3 separate regions of the Homo sapiens genome follow, and all the other regions are linked to region 2. A link is a contact called in ENCODE Hi-C or POLR2A ChIA-PET data. All regions are on one chromosome and are shown on one strand. Each heading gives the region's core, a stretch centred on a gene start or an enhancer-like site at or near the end of the contact. The rest is flanking DNA. Distances are from core to core; before and after follow the strand shown.

Region 1 (3,667 bases), core at 541-3,040, 230 kb before region 2:
TACTGTTTTTTAAAAAGAGAGTTTGCATTCCTGAAGCATATACAACCCAGTGGTGTTGAAAGCAGATGGTCCAAAAGTATGCTGTGAGACATGGGGACTGAAAATTAAAAGAAATTTTTTTGGTCACAGTTATAGAGTGCTATGGTGCTATGTATATAAATATGTATAATACCGAATGTGTCACAAATAGAAGTGAATTTTTCTTTTTTATTAAGTTGGCCATCACCCTTAATAAAGATGTTTTTGCAATATAAGCTAAGATATTTTGCTCCAATGCATGAGTGTCTTATAAATTAAAGTGCAGAACACACAGTTAATTGTGCAAAACATACAGATGTCTGCTCTGATCAGTCTGCTTTAGAATTCTGTCAGGGGTTTGTGATTGTTTGAAAGGGAAGTGTTCCCTGAGAAGGAGAAGTCAATGTGGAGGGCAAGAGGTGAGAGTCTCTCCCTCTGAGTGTCAGAGGGTTCAGTGATTGGCGGAAGTAAGCGTCCAGCCTCCTCCATTCTGTCCTGGCACTGTTACTGCACACTGTGACCTTGCTCAAGCATTAACCCCTTGTCTTTTCTTGTTGGTTTCTTGGAGAACAATCACACTGCACCAGCCTTACTGACTGCAAGTTATTTCTTCAAAAAAGTCATCCGCCTTTGTGCAAATCCAAATGCTTTTTATTATAAACAACCCTCTCTTTTTCCTTTTTTCCCCCTGACAATAATGCATGTCTTCCTCAGCATGCCATTTTCAAAACCTTTGACATTTCACTGCACCTCATCATTGCCTTCATTGTGGATCGTGCCAATTTGTCAGTTTTAATCTGTCTAAAAACCTGCATCTGCCAGCATAAACCTTTTTATTTCTTATATGTTGATACAAAGATTTCACACATTGATTTTTGTGTAGCTCTGATTTCATGCAAGCTAAGCAAACAGTGACAGGTTGGTACTTGGGGTAATGAATGCTCAATCAGATTAATACAAATCAATGGCATTGGCAAGTTTTGGATGAGGCGCAGGGAGTAGGGTCTGGACAGCATGTGCTGCCAGAACAAAACAGATGGTCAGAAGCTGACACTCTTACCTCTTTATCTTGATGGACTCATTAGCGGATTTCTCTCCTTTGGGTCTCATTTGAGTTTCTTGGCTTTAAATGGCACCCCATAGATTGCCTACCATCCTGGAAAACTACTGACATACCCTTCTTGTGACCTGGCACAGAGAATATTCTAGTGCCCAGGGTCTGTTTAGCAGCCTGGAAGGCCAGGACTTAGGTAAATGGGTGCTGGAGCCACTGTTATCCAATAGGACTACAGGATCCAAAGAGTTAATGTTCCTTTTAAGAACCTACTTTTCTAAAAACTACCATTTTTTGAGTGCTGAGTCCTGAACCCGGCAAATTATTTTATTTAATCCTCACAAGAAGTCTGAAAGGTAGATTCTATTATTATTGTTGCTCTTGTTTTTATTATTGTTATTTTATAGGTGAGAAACTCAGGATTAAGCAATTTGTCCAAGAGGGCACAGCGGGTGAGTGGAAAAGGCACAGTTTGGCTCTGGGTCTGTAGGACTCTGAAGCCTTGTGGTTAGCTACTGGTGTAACCCGGCATCGACTTTTCCCCGGGTCTCATATGCAAGGGCAGATGGCTACGCCTTCAGGCAGCTTTTTCAGTCCTGGACTGATTCCTACACATGGTTCCTTCTTTTCTTCCTGCAGGCCTCAGAGGCTGTCAGCTGTCTCTTTCCTCCCTTTTTAAAACATACCTCTATCCAAGGCTGGCAGAGGGCCAGGGCATCGTCTCCTTGGCTCGGCCTCTGCTACTCTTGCTCCAAAGGGAGCACCATCCCAGGAAAAAGATAACGAGAGCCAAGAGGTTTCAGTCTCCCTCAGATTTTTATAGCCATTGATCTAGCAAATAGAGATCCTGACTTCCTATTTTTAAATTTTTATTGTTTTTAGTGATTTCCTTTCTAGATGGTGTCTTGAGCTCTCTGTTAATTGACTTGGCTGCTTATACTGCATGAGAGCTGAGAGTGATACAGCTTGAAAGAATTGCTAAGATGTGAGATTCTTAGGCCTGGCCTAAACCTCCTTTATAATCTTTGCCCCAAGAATGAGTTACTTCTGCATTTCTTCATTTCTTTGCATCTGTTCAGCTTCTCCAAGAACACTTCTATTCCAGGCATGGGGCTTCAAACTTCAGCTTTGCAGATGCTTTCCCATACTCAGAGCAATCTCCTCGGCCCCAGATGCCAATGTCCTGTATTCTGCTGGTTTGCCAGCAGATGCCAACCCTGCCTCTACCTGCCTTTACTGTCCGCGATTAATTAGGAAACATCCTTTTCCACAAACTCAGCCTCTGAGCTTTGCCACCTTGTTTCACAGTCACCCTTCAAACTTCTTTAAAAAAAAATATTTCTCTATCTAGAATTCTTCGACATTGTTTTCCTGGTTTCCCAAACTCTGTGGTTTCTCCTCTAACTTATTTTTCCACCACTGCTGAAAGTGTAAACCCCTGCTCAGTCCTTTCTTTCTGCTCTTCAGCTTTTACATTACCTGCCCTCAAGAGTTTATCCAGGCTCATGGTTTCAACTACCATTGCAATAATGATTCACACATTTCCAAACCTAGGAACTCTCTGCTCTCTTCTTAATTCCAAATAGCTTCCTATGGGAAATTTCTATGCAAAGATTCTACCATTATCTCAACTTACTGTGCCTAAACTTCCCATTTCTCTCCTTCCCATTCTTCCAGGCTCACTGGTTTCAGCTTAAACGTGTTCTCTCCCATTAAATTTACTCATTTATCCATTTATTCATCCATCCACTCAGTTATTCATTCACTCATTCAGTAAACATTTATGAAGCTCCTATTCTGTCATGTTCTGGGCAAAGCACTGAAGATACAAAAGTAAATGGCATATCCTGAATTTCTAATGTTGAAGATCCTCCATCAATCAACGTCATTCCCTATACAACCTTTCTTCTTATGGTTTCCAACCACACTAAGGGCTTCAGTCAAACTGGTCTCCTATCCTTCACACAAACATGTCCTTTCCTTACCTTTACGCCTTTGTTGTTGTTTTTCCCACCTAGAATAACTTTCTCCAATCTTTTGCCATCTAAAATCAACATCTCATAGGATTTTGTCATTCAATGGTTCCTTTCTTCTGTTGTGATCACAGGCAGTAGGAGGGCATGGTAGAGAATGTTTTAGTAACAGAAGTCTTAGAATCCTTTACCAAAGTTGTCATAAGCAAGCGTGTATTTTGTCAGTAAGAATAATATTGATTCTTTCATTTACTCATTCATCTAATCATTCACTTCTGAGCTCTGTGGAAAAAGGCATGAGCTTCCCGAGTATATAAGGCCAGTGCCTGGGTGACTGTCCATGCCACTGCTCACCATGGACCCTGGGTATGACTCAGGGTCTTAAGCCAACCACACACAACTCCCACTTCACAGCCAACTGCAGAGAAGTGGGACAGGCAAAGGATGTGTTACAGACTTTGGCCCAAGCCAAGATGTTTGTAAACTAAGTGCTGGGAAAGAAAGTTGGGAGGCACAAAAGAAATATAGTTATTCTCCCAGCTTTGAAAAACTCTTACATGGCCTTTGAGAGATTGAATGAGTGCAGAAGCCTCAATCCGTTCGTTTTTTAAAAAATTTGATG
Region 2 (3,713 bases), core at 709-3,208:
AACCTCATCTGTAAATCAAGGGAATTTGGGTTAGAAATGCAGTGATTTTTAAATTTTGTTTTTTAGCTTCTAGCTGTACATTACAACCACCTGGGCAGGGAGTAAAATCATGACCCCTATCCCCAACCCCTTTTCATTGTGATTTCAGCAGCTCTGGGGGTAGGGTCCAGGCAATTCTTAAGTACGCAAGACTGAGAATTTCTGGATTATAGCATGTCCAAAAACTGATTCTCAGAAGGGAATAAAGTAAATGAAGCAATGGAAAGGAATACTGGAATTCCTTAGCCATTCTACGCACACAGGCCTCGAACCATTGTACTCACCTGAATGCCTAATTTGCCTATTTCCCTCCAAGGCCAAGTCCCCTCTAGGATCAGGGTGAGGCTCCCGCCAAGACAATCAGCACTTTCCCAACAATCTGCAGGGACACATGTAGTTTTCAGACTGAAAGGAGGATAGCAGGAAGTCTGGGTCCCTAAACACTCTGGAGGTATTGGAACAGATGTGTGGAGGTCCCACCATCTTTCCTACGCCTCCTCCACACAGTGGGGTGGCCCCTGCAGCAGGTAAGTGATGAGCGAGGCCCCAACCACATCTAACAAGATGGCCACTCTGTCTGCCTGGCTGGCTGATGCCAGCACCAGCCGCTAGCTCCCGACATGCAGGACTTAAAGCATCTGCCAGACTGGTGCCAGCTTTTGATCAGTACCATGTTGAGCCAGAGACCTGCAGGGAAACGGTCAGGCTCCCTGTAGTCGACTAGCAGGAATCTTACTGAAGAATTTGAGCACAGATTTAAAAGTGAGGTGCAGGCAGGGGGAAGGGGTGTGGGGGACTGCTTGACAGAGGCTGTCTTTTCAAGGCCAGGTTATTCCATCTCTGCTAAGGGAAGAGACACCCTTTCCTGGCTGGTGGTTGGAGCAGGATTTCTGGGCTCCCTTTGCACATTTTGCTGCTCTGCCCTGGGGGTCAGAGGGAGTCTTTTAGCCTCAGCTCATGCATCTGTAATACCCTGAGACCACCGGGATGGGTCCCTAGTCTCCCCCGTGTCCAGCTCCACGGTGTTGCAGTAAAACCACAGCAGGGCCGTTTACAAGACACTTGACGACTCCAGCCAGTCCACTCGCCAGAGGGCCTGCAGGAGGGCTCCTGTCTTCTAAACGAGTCCTCTGCGGCCTAGGCTGCTGTCCTTAGGAAACCCAGTCTACATCCTTGGCAGACATTCAGAGTGCCCCTAAAAGCTGTGTGCTAAGATGGGGAGCCCCCTCCTCCACTGCCCCCTTCCTGGGACACCAAGCCAAGTGTTAAGCAGAGGCCCAGCCCCAGAAACAACGCGTTTTGTGTCTGACAATAGCAGCCTACGTGACTTGAAGGACTCTGCTGTTGGTAAACCAAATGCACGCCAGTTTTGCTTATTTGCTCTAACCTTCAAAGAACCTAGAGGTCCCTTTCTAGTTCAACAAATAAATCCAGTTCCACTCTAGCGGGCCTCCTGGACAAAGTTCCATTGTTACGCCTTCCCTGAATGTCCACTGCTCGCTCCCTCTCAGGCACCCTAGCCCCACGCCTGTTCACCCTTCTTTCGTTTTGGGATAAATCAGCCTCCTTTTTTTGTTTTGTTTTGTTTTGCTTTAATTCTTTCAAAGGGTAAGGAATGTTGACACCCCCGAAACATGCCTCTGATGTCTGGGTAGACTTCAGACGGCTGTATTTGAACGTGCGCTGACGCAGTCGGGCAGATTGGGTTAAACCAAATATTACAATTGCAAGAACTCATCTGGAACTAATAATTTTGAGGCCACCGAAAGTAAAAGGGCCCTGCTTTGGGGCTGGCCAGCGGCAGAGGCCAGCTCGGGCCAATGCTGCCACCTGCCGAGGGCGCCGGGAACAGGGTGCGCCGCCGCGGCCTTCCTGTTTTGCTCTGGCCCCGCTCACCGGCTCCCACGCAGACAGGTTCGCCAGCCAGCCAGACCAGGGCTATTTTAAAAGGCTAGCGCCTCTTCCCAGCCCTTGGTGTAAAGATAGCTAGTCTGGCTGTCCCGTGTCTTCGCTGAAAAAAAGACAACTTCCCAATTATAGAGCCGGGGCTGGCTACAAAGGCAGTTGCAGTTGGAGTCCGATTAAACACGTGCCGGGTGGATTACACAGATCATGTGTCAGTGGCTCGCCTAGGAGGAAGGCTCGTTTAAGTTCAGGATTTTTATTTTGCGGGGGATGATGGGGACGTACAACTCTGGGTTATGTCGGCGCATTGCTGAACTGCGAGTCACATGCCAGATCCAGAAATGATGAAAACATCTGTTTTTGCTTTAGACCAGCGAGGCTCTGGCGGTGGGGAGGGGCGCGAGAGGGACGGGAATGGCTTTGCTCACCAGCACCATCTGCTGAGCCTGCTGTGGAAACGCGTGCGTCCCCAGCACAATGCAGGTTGCCACTCGCCCCGGGAAGGGGGAGATCAACAGGTGGGGGTCTCTGCCCGGGCGATCACTCTCCATGGAGGACAGCCCCGATTGTGCCCTGGGGACTGTGCAATCCCGTATTGTCTCGGAGTGTTCACAACAAAGAGCTTTGTCCCTGAGGACTGCCCGAGGGCAGAGGAGGAGGAGAGAGAAGCAGCAAATGAATTCCCAGGTTGGGAAGGAAGGAGGTAAAGGGGGAGGGGAGTAGCTCCTTAGTGGTTTGCAGACAGTAAAAATTTGCTGTTCTTTCTGGCTGAAATCTACCAGAACAAAGGAACCACGTCTCTATGAAAACTCCCAGCTGCACTTCCCCCCACCGTCCCTCTTGCCTGCGATGGTAGCTTTTGCTCGGCATGTCTGAGAATGTTCCAGTATTCACAGAGACCTTTCTGGTCTCTATGACCAAAGTATTCACAGAGACCTTTCTGGTCAGGCAGGGCTTGACCAGCCCTTCAACGTGCAATCCTCCCAGCTTCAAGAACCCAGCAATGGGATGGTTCTGAATCGGAGCCATACTGACAGCCAAGCCAACGGCATTCTTTCGATGTACAGCAAATATTTACTGCCTGCCTGCTAGGTGCCCGGAACTCACTCAGCATAACTATTTGTCATACAGCTTAAAAAACAATACAAATATGTCAGAGAAAAATGTATGTTTAGTGTCAAGTGCGTGTTTGAGACAATGACAGCTCTGAGTTGAGAAGCAAGGCGAGGATTGCAGACCTCGAATCTACCTTTCCTCAGTATTTGGGGGCAGTTCTGAGAAGAAGCTGGATTCCTCCAGCTTGTGTTTTGGGTTGTGTAGTCAAATCCCCTGAGTAACTGATTTTAATCAACCTGCTTCAGCTCTGACCTCCAGCCCTCTGGCGTTAAAGATAAATCCTCTACAGTTCCCATCCAAACGGCATCCATTACTCACAATCAGAATTGGGTGGGGACCTAGATTCCACTCCCAGGAATCTCCTCTGGGCCAGGTACAAAATTCTGAGCTACAACCAGATGAACAGTACTTCCCAACAACACACAGAGAGGTTAATCCAAGGGAGAAAAACCTGGGTCAAATGAAAAGATCGAGGCTTGCAGACCTCATTAAGCACAGTGCCTCCCTTTACACGCAGCTACCAAACACACCCTCAGCTCTCTGCTGCCCACAGCTGAGGTTCCCAGAAGAGCAAATGCTGCTGATCCGGACCGAAGTTAGTCTCTTCCGTAGGCTCATTTTTGCCCACTTACCTATAAACTCCCAAGTTCAAA
Region 3 (3,778 bases), core at 1,112-3,611, 250 kb before region 2:
AAGAAACTGCATAAGCAAAAGTAGCAAAAGTATAATATGTTCCAAAATAAAAGTAGTCAAACTGAGTAGTATATGATATAGGCTGTATATTAGTTTGCTAGAACTGCCATAACAAAATGCCATAGACTGTGTGGCTTAAACAACGGAAATTTATTTTCCTGTAAATCTGGAAGCTGGAAGTCCAAGATCAAGGTGTCATCAGGGTTGGTTTCTTGTACAGCCTCTCTCCTTGGTATGTAGGTGGCTGTCTTCTCCCTGTGACTTCACATGGTCTTCTCTCTGTATGTGTCTATGTCCACAACTCTTCTTCCTATAAGGACACCAGTCATATTAGATTGGGACCACACTGATGACCTCGTTTTAACTGAATTACCTCTTTGAAGACCCTGTCTCCAAATACAGTGACATTCTGAAGTATCGGAGGTTAGGATTTCAACGTGTGTATTTTGGGAAGACACAATTCAGCCCCAAATAGGCCATTATATTTCAGGATCTTGGAAGAAATAGGTTAGAAAGATAGGTACAAATCAGATCGTAAAGAGCCTTGAAGGTTGGAGTAAGGAGTATGGACTTTTTCCTAAACTAATGGACAACAGAAGGGTTTTCAGCAAGAGTGGGCTTTGATCAATAAACATACGTGTGCATGTCTTTATAGCAGCATGATTTATAGTCCTTTGGGTATATACCCAGTAACGGGATGGCTGGGTCAAATGGTATTTCTAGTTCTAGATCCCTGAGGAATCGCCACACTGACTTCCACAAGGGTTGAACTAGTTTACAGTCCCACCAACAGTGTAAAAGTGTTCCTATTTCTCCACATCCTCTCCAGCACCTGTTGTTTCCTGACTTTTTAACGATCGCCATTCTAACTGGTGTGAGATGGTATCTCATTGTGGTTTTGATTTGCATTTCTCTGATGGACAGTGATGGTGAGCATTTTTTCATGTGTTTTTTGGCTGCATAAATGTCTTCTTTTGAGAAGTGTCTGTTCATGTCCTTCGCCCACTTTTTGATGGGGTTGTTTGTTTTTTTCTTGTAAATTTGTTTGAGTTCATTGTAGATTCTGGATATTAGCCCTTTGTCAGATGAGTAGGTTGCGAAAATTTTCTCCCATTTTGTAGGTTGCCTGTTCACTCTGATGGAAGTTTCTTTTGCTGTGCAGAAGCTCTTGAGTTTAATTAGATTCCATTTGTCAATTTTGGCTTTTGTTGCCATTGATCAGATGCATGTCTAAGAGGACTGTGTGAGGTCCATAGCCAGGACCAAGCAGAGCCTGGAGGTATTAAGGTCATTCAGGAGTCTATTGCAGTGAGACAAGAGAAAGACAAGGAAGGTCAGAGATCACAAATTTGAGAGACATTTTGTTCATAGAATTGAGAGGATGTGGATAGGAAACCTGCAGACTATCAGGTTTCTGGCCTGGTTGGCTGAGGAAGGTGTCAGAAATGAAAATCAAGAACACATGTTGAATTTGAGGTATTTAATAGTACAGAATATCTAGGTGAATCATTCAGGAAACATGCATCTACAATCGAGGAGCTGGGTGCAGTGGCTCATGCCTGTAATCCCAGCACTTTGGGAGGCTGAGGCAGGTGGATCATCTGAGGTCAGGAGTTTGAGACCAGCATGGCCAATATGGTAAAACCACGACTCTACTAAAAATACAAAAATTAGCCAGGTGTGATGGCATGTGCCTGTAACCCCAGCTACCTGGGAGGCTGAGGCAGAGAATCACTTGACTCCAGGAGGCAGAGGTTGCCGTGAGCCGAGATCGTGCCACTGCATTCCAGCCTGGGTGACACAGTGAAACTGTCTCAAAAAAAAAAAAAAAAAAAAAAAAATCCAGGAGGGAAAACTAAGTTGAAAATATAGCACACAAATGATAGTTGAGGTCAGAGTTGAGGCCAGCCTGGGAGCATAGGCCAAGAAAAAAAAGATATGCAAAAGAGCGTCCAGGTGTGTTGGCTCATGCCTGTAATCCCAGTACTTTAGGAGGCTGAGGAGGGCAGATCACGAGGTCAGGAGTTCAAGGCCACCATGGCCAACATAGTGAAACCCCCATATCTACTAAAAATACAAAAATTAGACTGACATGGTGGCACGTGCCTGTAGTCCCAGCTACTCAGGAGGCTGACGCAGAAGAATCACTTGTACCAGGGAGGCGAGGTTGTGGTGAGCTGAGATTGTGCCACTGCACTCTAGCCTGGGCAACAGAGCAAGACTCCGCCTCAAAAAAAAAAAAAAAGGTATTCAAAAGAGGAACCGGAGAGAAGTGCAGCACTTAAGGGGTGGGTGGAAGGGAAGACAAGTCAGAGACAGAGGGGGAAAAACAGAAAAGAGCCGTGCCACAAAAAGAACAGAAATCAGCTTCAAAAAAGAGGAAGGCACAAGGTCAATCAAAAAAGCAGAGTAAGAATTTAAGAGAGACTGCTGAAGTTGGCCTCCAAAAGAGAAGTTTTAGTGGAAGAGTAGAGACAGGAGCCTGACTGCAGCAGGTCTGGGAGTGAGGGGAGGTTTCATGGTGGGAAGATGAAATGTAGACCATTTCTGGAAGCCTGGCTGTAAAAAGAGGAAGGAGCTAGGAGGTGTTGAGGGGAAGTTTTTGGTTACTGTCCCAGTCTGGTTTTCATACCCACAGATTTCCAGATGAAAATCTCCATTCTACACCTTGTACCAGAATGACAAGCTGTGCAGAACATTTCACTATTTTGCTCCATAGCTCTGCTTCATGCCCCTACAGTGGAGTGTTCATACTTCTGTCTCAGGATCTACATGTTATTTGTTTGTTTGTTTGTTTGTTTTTGAGACAGAGTTTCTCTCTTGTTGCCCAGGCTGGAGTGCAATGGTACAATCTCGGCTCACTGCAACCTCCGCCTCTTGGGTTCAAGCGATTCTTCTGCCTCGGCCTCCCAAGTAGCTGGGATTACAGATGTGTGCCACCACACCCAGCTAATTTTTTGTATTTAGTAGAGATGGGGTTTCACCGTGTTGGTCAGGCTGGTCTCAAACTCCTGACTTCAGGTGATCCACCCACCTCAGCCTCCCAAAGTGCTAGGATTACAGGTGTGAGCCACTGTGCCCAGCCTGAATCTATACACACGGTTCTTGTTCACAGCCTTGTCCTTCAGTGTTATATCATAAACCCCTCAAGGGCAGGAATCACATCTCATTCATCTTTATACTTCCTACATTGTATGTTTAAAAGTGTATAGAGAAGGAAAGAATAAAGGGAGGGAGGAATAAAAGAGTTACTACTGAGAATTTATCCTGGGCAAAGTGTTATGCTAAGTATTTTTCTTAATCTAATCTTTATACCAAACCTGTGATAGAGTAACTATTATTATCTCCATTTCACAGCTGAAGAAACTGAGGCCCTGATATAATAAAGTGACCTGCCTGAGGCCATGTAGTTAGTAAACAGCTGAGTGTGCATCTGAACTCAGGCATTCAGAATCAAAAGTCCATAGTCTTAGCTGTGTAAAAATCAACTCCATTATTGTAACAATTTTATGTGTCAATCTGATTGGGCCTCAAGGTGCTCAGTTGGATATTTGGTCAAACATTATTCTGGATGTGTCTGTGCAGATGTTTTTGGATGAAGTTAACACTTGATTCCCTAGAATAAGTAAAGCAGATAGTCCTCCCTAAAGCAGATGTGTCTCATTCAATCAGTTGAGGCCTGGATTGATCAAAAGGCTGACTCTCTCATGAGTAAGATGCAATTGCCCCTGCATGAGCTTTGAGCTGGGGCATTAGTCTTCCCTGACCTTCAGGCTCA

What was found. Hi-C counts contacts between places; a loop is a spot of excess contacts on that map. ChIA-PET counts read pairs that join two places held with the same protein, here RNA polymerase II (POLR2A). Pooled maps may share reads with other maps.
Region 1: a map with no recorded cell type shows a loop between it and region 2 (3-fold over the local background). The contact joins two enhancer-like sites. A Hi-C loop is called at or near these places in 8 of 168 maps with a recorded cell type or tissue (PC-3, PC-9, Right ventricle myocardium inferior and 5 more), 4 of 37 single-sample maps with no recorded cell type and 11 of 50 pooled maps.
Region 3: a loop to region 2 is called in a pooled map, with 3 times the contacts of the local background. The contact joins two enhancer-like sites. A Hi-C loop is called at or near these places in 4 of 168 maps with a recorded cell type or tissue (PC-3, PC-9, Right ventricle myocardium inferior and 1 more) and 7 of 50 pooled maps. POLR2A ChIA-PET finds 5 or more read pairs at or near these places in 1 of 52 experiments (activated CD4-positive, alpha-beta memory T cell).

The regions. Positions count from the first base shown.
Region 1 is chr11:121,884,571-121,888,237 of GRCh38, reverse strand. All of the region lies in intron 2 of LOC107984402 (a long non-coding RNA gene), which reads right to left. Among named protein-coding and RNA genes, the nearest start is that of MIR125B1, 210 kb to the left of the region's middle. Within about 2 kb of position 1,790, at least 7 of the 41 ENCODE cell types and tissues checked have a DNase peak (open chromatin) inside an H3K27ac peak, as active enhancers do; they include heart left ventricle and heart right ventricle, where a contact is called at or near this core.
Region 2 is chr11:121,654,321-121,658,033 of GRCh38, reverse strand. No RefSeq gene overlaps it. Among named protein-coding and RNA genes, the nearest start is that of SORL1-AS1, 200 kb to the right of the region's middle. RefSeq lists an enhancer at 1,988-2,197. Within about 2 kb of position 1,958, at least 35 of the 41 ENCODE cell types and tissues checked have a DNase peak (open chromatin) inside an H3K27ac peak, as active enhancers do; they include heart left ventricle and heart right ventricle, where a contact is called at or near this core.
Region 3 is chr11:121,902,839-121,906,616 of GRCh38, reverse strand. LOC107984402 (a long non-coding RNA gene) reads right to left here. Exons shown (of 3, transcript XR_007062925.1): 3 at 132-310. Among named protein-coding and RNA genes, the nearest start is that of MIR125B1, 200 kb to the left of the region's middle. Within about 2 kb of position 2,361, at least 2 of the 41 ENCODE cell types and tissues checked have a DNase peak (open chromatin) inside an H3K27ac peak, as active enhancers do.